Regions from separate parts of the Homo sapiens genome. Here region 2 is linked to region 1. The links are chromatin contacts, found by Hi-C in ENCODE. All regions are on one chromosome and are shown on one strand. The core of a region is the stretch at or near the end of the contact, and the rest is flanking DNA. Distances in the headings are between cores, read along the strand shown. Region 1 holds the start of GBP6 (guanylate binding protein family member 6). Region 2 overlaps LOC107985743 (a long non-coding RNA gene).

Region 1 (5,514 bases), core at 2,156-4,655:
TATACCCATCCCCTCCAAGTTTCCTCATGCCTGTTTGTTGTTGCTGTTGCTATTTGCTTATGTTTTGTAACAGCATGTAACATGGATCTAGCCTCTTAGCACATTTTCAAGTGTATAATACAGTATTTTTAACTATAGCTATGCCCTATGGTTCTTATGTTGTACAGTGGATCTCTAGAATTTACTTATCTTTATGACTGAAACCTTATACCCATTGAATATACTCCCCATTTCCCTCCCCCCGAACTCTTGGCAATCAGCATTCTATTCTCTGCTTTTATGAGTCTATTTTAGATTCCACATATAAGTGAGGTCATGCAATTTTTGTCCTCTGTAACTGGCTTTATTTTTTTAGCATAATGTCCTTCAGGTTTATCCATGTTGTTTCAAATGACAGAACACACTTGTTTTTTAAAGTTGAATAATTCTCTCTCTCTCACAGACACACACACACATACACCAAATTTTCTTTATCTATTTATCTGTTGATGGACATTTGTGTTTTCTCATATCTTGGCCATTGTGAATAATGCTACAGTGAACATGGGAGTGCAGATATTTCTTTAAGATTCTGATTTTTATTCTTTTGAATATATTCCTAGTAGTGGTATTGCTGGATCATGTAGTAGGTAATTTTTTGGGAAACCTCCATACTGTTTTGCAGCGTTGCCTCACCATTTCACATTCTCAACAGTGTAAAAGGATTCCGGTTTCTCTATATCCTTATCAATGCTCATCTATTTTTTTGTAATAGCCATCCTAACAGGTAGGAGGTGATATATCACTATTGTTTTGATTTGCATTTCTCTGATTATTAGTAATGTTGAGAACCTTTTCAATATATTTTCAAAATATTGTATTTTATTTCTGAGCTCTCTATTCTGTTTCATTCATCTATGTGTCTATTTTTATGCCAGTTCCATACTGTCTTAATTACTGTAGATTTGTTATACATTTTGAAATCAGTAAGTGTGATGCCTCCAGCTTTGTTCTTCATTCTCAGGTCACTTTGACTATTCTGGGTGTTTTGTGCTAAGCTCCTGGCTTGACTTCATGGACCATCCAATATATGCAACCCCATAATTAACACATTTTCTAGTTTCCCTATCTAAAGCTTTAGACATCTTGGGGCTTTGCTGATCCTGGAGAGACTGACCCTCCCTGGGCTTGCCAGTTCTTAGAGATACTACAGGATTCTCCTGCAAGTGTGCCTTTCATATGCAAACCAACCAACCTGGAGCCCACACCCCGCCACTTTCTCTGTTGGCTCTCATTCTCTGGGCCACTATCCATCTGCCCTACTCACCGAAAGGCCAAATATCAAAAGTAAGAACAATCCCTCTGCCCCAGAGCCCACTGAAATTATTCCAGCTAGCCAGTCCTAAACCTGCTTGCCCTGCTAGTTCTAGTTCACAGTTGCTCTCGACATTTACTCCAGTTCTTTGCCTCCTTGACTGCAATTGGAACCACCTGGAGGTGGGGCGAGGCTTTAAAAAAACACTCACACTCACCCTCAACTCTAGACTTACTAAATCAGAGTCTCTGGTGATGGATCAGAGCTCAAGTTTTTAAGGAGAACCTCAATTGATGTTTATGTGCAGCAAGTATTAAGAATCACTGGTTTAGTCTTATAACATCTAAAGGAGGCCTCCTACTAGACTCTTTACTTTAGACAAGCTCTGGTCTTTGACTTTTGGCCTCTTCATAAATGCCTTCCAAACTGAAGGTCACATTCCCTTGGTTGGCAAATGCTATTAGAAAAAAAACAGCTTCAATACTCCACTTAACTCTTTGGGCGTTCACCTTCCCTTGGAATTTGGTCTTTAAGATCATTCATGACAAATTAGTCAATTTTTAATATTGCTTTTGAAAATATTAAACATTTTTGAATCCAGAATTTTCCTTTTTTTTTGAGATGGAGTCTCGCTCTGTCGCCCAGGCTGGAGTGCAGTGGCACAATCTCGGCTCACTGCAAGCTCTGCCTCCCAGGTTCACACCATTCTCCTGCCTCAGTCTCCTGAGGAGCTGGGACTACAGGTGCCCGCCACCACACCCGGCTAATTTTTTTGTATTTCTAGTAGAGAGAGACAGGGTTTCCCCCTGTTAGCCAGGATGGTCTTGATCTCCTGACCTCGTGATCCGCCCGCCTCGGCCTCCCAAAGTGCTGGGATTACAGGAGTGAGCCACCGCACCTGGCCCAGAATTTTACATTTTTAACACAAGTCTTTGTCTGAATAGAGTATTCAGATTAGTCTACCACACTCCCCAAATCCTCAGCCTAAGTTATTGCCAAAACTCATGTCTGCTCATTCTGCCACTTGCTTCTGTTCTCAAATCCATTTAGCAGTGCAGCCATGGTAGACAGTCCCAGCATGCTGCTATGTCCTCTGTAGAGAGTCTTTCTCCTTTTCTCACTCAGATGTTTCTCCAAGCTGTGAAAGGGTGTCTATTTTGCCCAAGGGCAGCTTGTGAATTCAAAATAGTTAAAGTCCCTGGGGATAAGACTCAACCAATGGAAACTGTGGGTTGTTGGATAAATAGTCCACATCAAGGGTCCCAAACCCCCAGAGCATGGTCTGTTAGAAACTGGGCCACACAGGAGGTGAGTAGGGAGAGAGCACTAAGGCCTGAGACCTGCCTCCTGTCAGATCAGCAGCAGCATTAGATTCTCATAGGAGCTTGTACACTGTTATGCACTGCACATTCCACCTTCTATGTCCATGTATGCAGATTTTTTAGCTTCCACTTATGAGTAAGAATGTGGTATTTGACTTTCGGTTTCTGAGTTGTTTCACCTAAGATAATGAACTCCAGTTCCATCCATGTTGCTGTAAAAGACATGGTTCATTCTTTTTTTAAACCAGTAATATCTTTAGCTCTCTCTCTTTCTCTCTCTCTCTTCTGTGTGTGTGTGTGCATGTGTGAACACATTTAAAATATCAAAAGTTCTTCACTAACAAAAGACCCCAGAACTCAAGAATTCCCACTAAGAGAAAAATGCTTAAAATATTCTTGGTTTCTAAGGCTTTGCTTATGTGACTACTGTAGATTTCCTGTTTTTCTTGTGTGCCTAGGAAACTAAAGCCACCTGGGAACGGTATCAAGAAGAAAGCCTGTGAAGCCTTCTAAGATGGGAAAGACAAAAGAAAGCTGGCAGGATTGTGCTTGCTAAGGTGTGACTGTGCAGTATCTGTGGCTTTTTCTGACCTCCTCCCACCCCTGCACCCAACACCCATCCTCAAACTCACATCGGATGATTCAGGCATGGCTCTGCTAACACTTTATTAAAAGCATGGATTAATTTTACTTCCAAGTTTATTTTTACTGCACCATCCCATTTGTGGAAACAACTAGCTTACTCAGCTTTTTTTTCCTTTTATAAAGGAAAGAACAGAAAAGTAAAAGGAGGAAAGAAAACAAGAGGTGAGTGAGGCAACTGAAAACTGTTCTTGGACCTGCGGTGCTATAGAGCAGGTATGTTCACTTTCTTTTAAATGCAACTTAGTTCCTAACTCAAGACTTGGTTTCTGATTCAGAGTGGTAACTGAGGAATGGGCAGGAAGGGCAGGGTGCCTGCTGCCTGGCCTGCAGGAGTCTGTGGCTGGCTTTAGTTCTGGGGAAGCTCAGCTTCTCCACTTGAACCAGTGACAGCCGGGCACGCCGCGTCCCCCTGGATGTGCTGTTCCCTGATCATCAACTCAGGACAGCAGTGAGTGGCCTGGAATGAGCCCTGGTGGGCGCCTGCCTGGCTATCTCTCTCAGGTCCTGCGGCAAGCCCCAGAATGCAGAGAACAAGGAGCTTCCAGGCAATTATACCGGAAGGGAGAGTTTCTTGTCTATCTTTCTAGTGGTCACACTTAGGAAAGCTTCAGAATAAGAGCTCTATAAATCTCTATGTAGAAATAAACTTAGGCCCCACATCACTGGTCTTTATTACTTAAAAATAATTATATAGTCCAAACTCTGTGTGTGCGTGTGTGTGTGTGTGTGTGTATGTGTGTGTGGGGAGGGGGTGGGGGAGGAGGGGGGTGTTAGTTTCCCATAGGAACATCAGAGTCTCTTGTAGCTCTTGCTAAACAGATGGATACTTAGGCCTGGGAATCTGGGTTTGAACAATCCTCTCAGTTGATTCTTTAAAAAAAAAAAAGATGAAGAATAGACACTATGTTTAAAATAAAAAAGATTTTTTTAAAAACCACCATGTCCCATGGTGGTTTGCTGCACCTATCAATCCGTCATCTAGGTTTTAAGCCCCGCATGCATTAGGTATTTGTCCTAATGCTCTCCCTCCCCTTGCCCTCCACCCACTGACAGGCCCCAGTGTGTGAGTTTCCCACCCCCACCCCCAGCGCCAACCCCCCGCCGCCCGTGTCCACATGTTCTCATTGTTCAACTCCCACTTACCAGTTAGAACACGCAGTTTTTGGTTTTCTGTTCCTGTGTTAGTTTGCTGAGAATGGGATCTAATTAAAGAGCTTCTGCACAGCAAAAGAAACTATCATCAGAGTGATCAGGTGATTCTTATGTACATCAGAGTGTGAAAACCAGTCCTGAATAGGATTGAACAGCTGTATTTCATTTAGTAGAAGTTAAAAGGTCTGTGGTTCCCACACAGCTAAGAAACCAGAGACCTGGTTTATATAAAGTTGTTTGCAGGAGCAGCCACATCTTCCTAGAGCTGCCTTTATTGTTCACTTTAAAGAAGGGACTGTACAGTTGCAGTCACTGTAATGTGATGAACACGTTACACATCACATTACAATGCATTTCACTGTGGAAATCAGGACCTCGTGTTTGATCTCCATTTTCCTTACTCCCCTCAGTGAAGAATCAGACAAGAGCAGGTTGTACAGCAACAGCGTGCTTGAACTTTACAGTTTTGCTTCCGTGAAAAATTTATTTGTAGTTTTTGTTTCTTAGTAACTTATAGTTTGTATATTTTGTTGAAATATATAATCTAATGGACCAATTGTTATTGTAATTATTGTAGTAACCTCCATTTAATTCAACATTTACTGAAATCCTATTGTGTGGTGCATGCTATGCAAAGATATAAACTTATAATGTCTCGTTTTATTATCAAAACACCCTCCAGGTTGGATGTATGATTTAACTCACAGACCCCTATAATTAACAGGCTCAGCTAGCTTGACCTCCTTGGTCAAGGCCACATAAGTAGTGAATGATAGAGCTGGTATTTTTGGTGGCATTAGATGCATCTTGAGTGTCTGACATATCAATTCTAAACTGAGTATTTGAGGCATTTGAAGACAATATTATGTTTACATTTTTCTAATTATAAGGAAATACAGGTATCATAGAAAACCATTTTAATATAATGGCAATAAAAATGTGCCAGGAGACCTACAGAATAATTGTACTTTCAATACTAAATTTATGGAATTAAACTTCACCTCTAAAAATATTACAATTAAATCCCATATGCCTTTCACCTCGATTCACCCAAAAGTGACATTGACTTTATCTCTCAAAAAGAAATCTCTCTAACTTATC
Region 2 (5,599 bases), core at 3,044-5,543, 400 kb after region 1:
TCATTTTCAACAAATCTTTTTATTTTCTCTATAGAATTCAGAGTTCAAGAGCTCCTTAAAGGATACACAAAACTGTCATCAGTAGTTAAGATTTCGGTGGTCTGGGGGTGAATTCCAGGTAAGTAGTCCCTCTTATCAAATGTCTCTTTAACAATGCTTGCAGCTATCTTGATGTGACAACCATCACAAAAGCAAATATTAATCAGATCACTAAAGGGACACAAATAACCGACACTAGCCAAGAAAGAATTCAAATATATTTTTGAACTAGTTTGGGGCCAACTTTTGTGTGAGAAGAGGAATTGAGTTCACTTCATCTGGTGTTAACTGAAATAAGAGTTAATGTGCCAAATATCTTCATCAGTGACTAAAACTAAGACCACAGATTAGAGTGCCAAAGGGTGTAACTAGAAGGAAGTGTCAGCATTGCAGAAAAGAATGCAAAACCAGGAGGATCTCATGTGAAGGGCTGGCTGCCTAATGGATAAGAAATATGGCCAGAACACAAGGAAGGAGACTGGCGAGTAATAAAGCTGAATTTAAAGGCTCTCAACAAAGCCACCTTCTCTTGCAGGATTACCACTCCTCCTGCTGCTCTCAGGACAATTCCTGAGCGCGCTGGTGAGAGGCTATGTTCAATCATCCCCAGGGTCCTTCAGCTCTTCCTTCCCTGTTGAAGTAGAAATGAAGATCAATTTTACTTAAGTAAACATTTGGTTCTCACAGCCATAAGAGAGAAAGTTCGGTTCTCAGAGAAGTACGTACAACTTACTTCTCTTAAGACAGCTCCGTTTTCCTAAAGACAGTTTATGAACCCCCAAGAACCTACAATGTTCCCTGGAGCCAGTTTAAAGTGTTGAGTCCTCTCTGGTTCTAGGATTCTAGAAGGATCAAAGTTTATTAACAAATCATATAGCAACTACGACTGCCCAACTTTTCCACACAGTTTCTTCTCCGTAACCAGATCATGTTAATGTAATTACTATCAAAATTTAAATAAGTTTTTTTCATAGACATAGACAAGCTTACTCTAAAATTTATATGGAAAGGGAAAGACCCAAGAATTGCAAAAAACAAAAAAAAAAAAAAAAAAAAAAAAACTTTAAAAACAAGAATAAAGTGGGAAGAATCACGCTTCCAAATGTTAAGGCCCTATATATAAGTGCTGTATCCAAACAGTATGGTATTGGTAGAGGGAACAGGCAAAGCAATCAATCAGTGGAACAGAATAGAGAACACAGATATAGACCCACTCAAAATTCCCATTAATTTTAGACAAAGAAGTAAAAGCAATGCAATAGAGGAGAAACAGCCTTTTCAATAAATGGTGCTGGAGCAATTGGACCTAAACCAATACCAAAATTAACTCAAAATGGATAATTGACTAAAACATAAACATACAACTATATAAGAGAAAAATCTTTGGGGTGTAGGACTAAGCAAAGTTCTTAGACTTGACACCAAAAGCATGAGCCATAAGAAGAAAAATTTATAAATTGGATCTCATCAAAATTAAAAACTTCTGTGAAAGACCTTGGACAAAGGATCAAAAGACAAATTACAGACAGGAAGAAAATATTTAGAAATTACATCTCTAAGAAAGGTCTTGAGTCTAAAATATATAAATAACTCTCAAAATTAAGAAAAGGACTGCTTTTGTTTGAATGTTTGTGTCTCTCCAAAACTCATATGTTGAGATCTAAACCCCAAGGTGATGGTATTAAGAGGTGGGACCTTTGGGAGGTGATTAGGTCATGAAATGGAGGGCTCATGAGTGAGAACAGTGCCCTTATAAAGGAGCCCAAGGGAGCTTATCTTCCCTTTTCACTTAGTGAGGACGCAGGGGAAAAGAACTGTTCTAGGAAACAGGAAGTGAGCACTCACCAGAAACCAAATCCAATCTTGGACTTCCAGCCTCCAGAACTGTGAGAATTAAATTGCTGTTGTTTATAAGTCATCCAGTTTACAGTGTTTTGTTATAGCAGCCTGAGCAAGCCAGACAAGGGCCCAAGGCCTCCATCAGCACCACGTTTTATGATATGTGTTCTGTGAACCATCTGACTTCGGATCTTAGAGGAGGAGGTAGCAGAGGGATTGGTAAAATGCCGATTCCCATGGACTGCTCCAGAAATTCTGATTCCATAGATTTGGGCAGGACCTGAGAAATCTGCATTTAAAACAAACTCCTTGAGAGACTTTTTTTATTATTATTAAAGTTTGAGAACTCCCACCATGGCCCAATCTACCAAATTATAAAGGAAGAGCATGCTGGGCATGGTGGCTCATGCCTGTAATCCCAGCACTTTAGGAGGCTGAGGCGGGTAGATCACTTGAGATCAGGAGTTCGAGACCAGCCTGGCCAACATCGTGAAACCCCATCTCTACTAATAATACAAAAATTAGCTGGGTGTGGTGGTACGCGCCTATAATCCCAGCTGCTTGGGAAGCTGAGGCAGGAGAATTGCTTGAACCCAGGAGGCAGAGCTTGCAGTGAGCTGAGATCGCACCACTGCACTCCAGCCTGGGCAACAGAGTGAGAGTCCATCTCAAACAAACAAACAAAAAAGAAGAGCAGCATTAGAAAGAAAACCTGTACTGGGACAGTTGTGCCCTAAAGGGGCAAGCAAAAAGAAAGGGAATAAAGACTAGCAACAACCCAGAAGTGCTGTGAACAACAGTTTCTAAGAAGTGACCATTCTCTGTATTTATTAGGATGTGAAAGAAATGAAGTTCCCTCTCTCACACACACATTCGAGAATACAAGTCTGAGGAGAACCTGCTCTGGGTGAAGAATTTTTTTTATAATTCTCATATTCATGCTCAAGGAGCATGCACTCCTAGGCATATATTCACAAGGGGCTATGAGAGCCCTGGAGAGACCAGGTACTCTGAGGGTAGGACACATACTTTAGCAACTTGGGGGACACATTCTCAAGCTGAAATGGTGTCTCTGGAGCCCATACGAGTTGTGCCTGTGGGGGCCCCACAGACAGGGACCCTTGGCATTGCTGATAATTGAAGGGTCTGCCACAGAGGTCTCTAACATGACTTTCTACCACCATCTTTCCTGCTCACTTGCACATCAATAGACACACAGGTATATTGAGCAGCAGCTCTTCCTCACCTTGTCATCAAACAGTCTGTTTCTGCCTTCACCATTTTGCATCTGACCTTTCACAGGTAGCAAGAGAAGAGTCTAAGGAGCAGCAGGCAACGTGCTGAAGTGCAGAGCCAGGTCAAGGCTGGGTTTGTCTGAGCAGCTGGTGAGTAAGAGAGCTGTGACCAGGGCTCTGAGAAATATGGACAGGGGCCAGCCTGACAAAGACAACAAAGAACTGCCCAGGGGAAGGTGAAGAAGGTAACTGTCAACCCTTCAAAAAGTGAAATGGCGTTAGTAAGATGAAGGCCAGCCCATAAGAGATGCCAGCCAAGATGGAATAATGCGCAGATTTTCATCTAAGGGTGGGAATGACCTGTCGGCCTGATCCAGGCACACTGGCTTCTGAGATTCCCTTCCTAGCCCTGCCCACACACCCCCCACCCGACGCCCTTTCCCCAGCCTAGGTCCCTGAGTTTCTCATTCGTTGCTCACTTGTGTCTATTGTATGTCTTCTTCGTCAAAATCGAGCAGGGACTAATTAGCGGTGAAAGCAGAGACTCCAGCTCATTTCCGTTCACCTCATTATTTGTTTCTCTTTTGGGCTGAAGCCAAACAACAATCAAACATTAACATTCCCCCTGCAGAGCGGGCACACGGACACATGGGAGCATGTTACACACACCACACCCTCACAGCGTGCACACATGCACATGCACACACACACACCTGCTCCACTGCTATTCGGCTGTGCGAGGTCTCTGCGGCCCCGCTGTCTCCGGGCATCTAGGGTAACATCTCTTTCCATTTCAGACCTGGGACTGGTCTGAAACTGTATAATGGAATGGCCCTGGGCAAGCAGGGAAAGGACGTTGGGAATTTCCGGAAGCACAATCCCCCTGGCCAGCACTGGTGTTAATTAAGGGCGCTGCTGGTGTTTTGCAGGCAGCTGTTTCCTCCTCCGGCCCTCCTGTTCCCCGGGCCGCCTGGGCACCGGCGCCTGCACTCTGGCATTCATTGCTCTACCGTAAGCCTTGTTTCTAGCCGTTTTCAATCAAGTGGGAGACTGTCCAAATTTCCGTCTCAATGAAAATCAACTGTTCTAAATCTAAGCTCCCATTAAGCGTTCCAGGGGCTGGCCTGACTTGGAATTTAAGCAGCAGCGCAGCCCTCCCTGGAGTGAGCGGCGGCCGGGGCTCCAGATAAGGCGGGCCTGCCTCCTAGTGGCCAAGGTGCTGCAGGGCAGCTCTGAGGGCTGGAGGGCTGCGCAGCCGCCACCCGAGGACACGGGGAGGAGGCACAGTAAGAGAATCCTTAGAGCCTAACGCCCCCTTCTCCGTCGCTCTCGAGCCGCTCCAGTCCCCAAGTCCCATCCCCTTTCCTTCCCCGACATCTCTCCTCGTTGCCTCACTCTGGCTCCGTCGAACTGCAGTGGTCTGTTAGCTGGACTCTATCTCCAGCTTCTGTATCGAATCCATGCACCTCGCTGCCAATTCGTCTTCCGGACGCTCGTTGTCAGTCCTCTGTGATCTCTAATTAAGGCTCTGCTGAGTCTCCTCTTTATCTATAGGGAGAATCCTCAAGCGGGGAGACACACCCTTCCTGCAGAGGCGTATCGCCAGCCACGACAAGGCGAGCCGCGTTTCTCCCCACACTCCCCAAAAAGGCGATGACCCTCCCCAGGCCGCGCTCACGCTGAACCCCTGTTGCTGAGCTGCAGTTCCTGGAGGTGTCCTGTCCTCAAATGTGGGGATGCGGGGAAAAGATTAAGAAGGTAAAAGTTCAAACCAGGCAAAAGTTCAAACCTCTTGGCACTCCACAATGTGGCCTCAAGCTTCCCTTCTAGCTTTAGTGCTAGAGTAGAATGAAATGAAGGGTTGGAATGCCAGGTGTGCTACGTTTTAGTCATGGAACTGTATGAAAGGTTCTAAATTCTAAATGTCTTTACAGGGTTGTCATGGAGACTAAAAGAGGTCGCCGGAGTATCAAATTTAGCACAATGCTTGCCACATAGTGAATGTTCAATAAATGGCAGCTGTCATTTTCCTTCCCCCGTTAGAAAGACAACTGGTTTGCTCACAGTTCTGATACCGGCCTTGAACTGAACTTTCCATCTCTGCACCTCGGCTTTTGACACCCTATTTGCCTGGAGCGTCCACTATCACCACTTTGGTTAAAGCTACTGTCACCTCCTGCAATAGACTAATTCATCTCCCTGCTCCTGCCCACAGTTATTTTTAATCTAGCCACCAGAATTTTTTTAAGTGTAAATCAGATTATGTCACTCATCTGCTCAAACCCCTATTGTAGCTCCCTATTTCACTCGGTGTAAAAGCCAAAGCACTCACCATGTCCTGGAGGCCCTACATGATCTGGCTCTTTTCCCCCTTCATGTTATTTCCCATACCTTTCTCCCTTGTTCACTCTGTTTCTTCCACAATGACCAATTGCTTTTGCTGGAAAGCACCAGCAATTTATTAATAGCCTTTGTGTTGGCTTTTC

What was found. Hi-C counts contacts between places; a loop is a spot of excess contacts on that map. Pooled maps may share reads with other maps.
Region 2: a loop to region 1 is called in a pooled map, with 2.6 times the contacts of the local background. The contact joins the enhancer-like site here to the promoter of GBP6 in region 1. A Hi-C loop is called at or near these places in 1 of 168 maps with a recorded cell type or tissue (PC-9), 1 of 37 single-sample maps with no recorded cell type and 6 of 50 pooled maps.

Annotation. Positions count from the first base shown.
Region 1 is chr1:89,360,654-89,366,167 of GRCh38, forward strand. It overlaps GBP6 (guanylate binding protein family member 6), which reads left to right and starts at 3,406. Exons shown (of 11, transcript NM_198460.3): 1 at 3,406-3,474.
Region 2 is chr1:89,758,823-89,764,421 of GRCh38, forward strand. It overlaps LOC107985743 (a long non-coding RNA gene), which reads left to right. Exons shown (of 3, transcript XR_002958333.2): 3 at 35-116. Among named protein-coding and RNA genes, the nearest start is that of LRRC8D, 59 kb to the right of the region's middle. RefSeq lists an enhancer at 3,912-4,412. Within about 2 kb of position 4,294, at least 19 of the 41 ENCODE cell types and tissues checked have a DNase peak (open chromatin) inside an H3K27ac peak, as active enhancers do.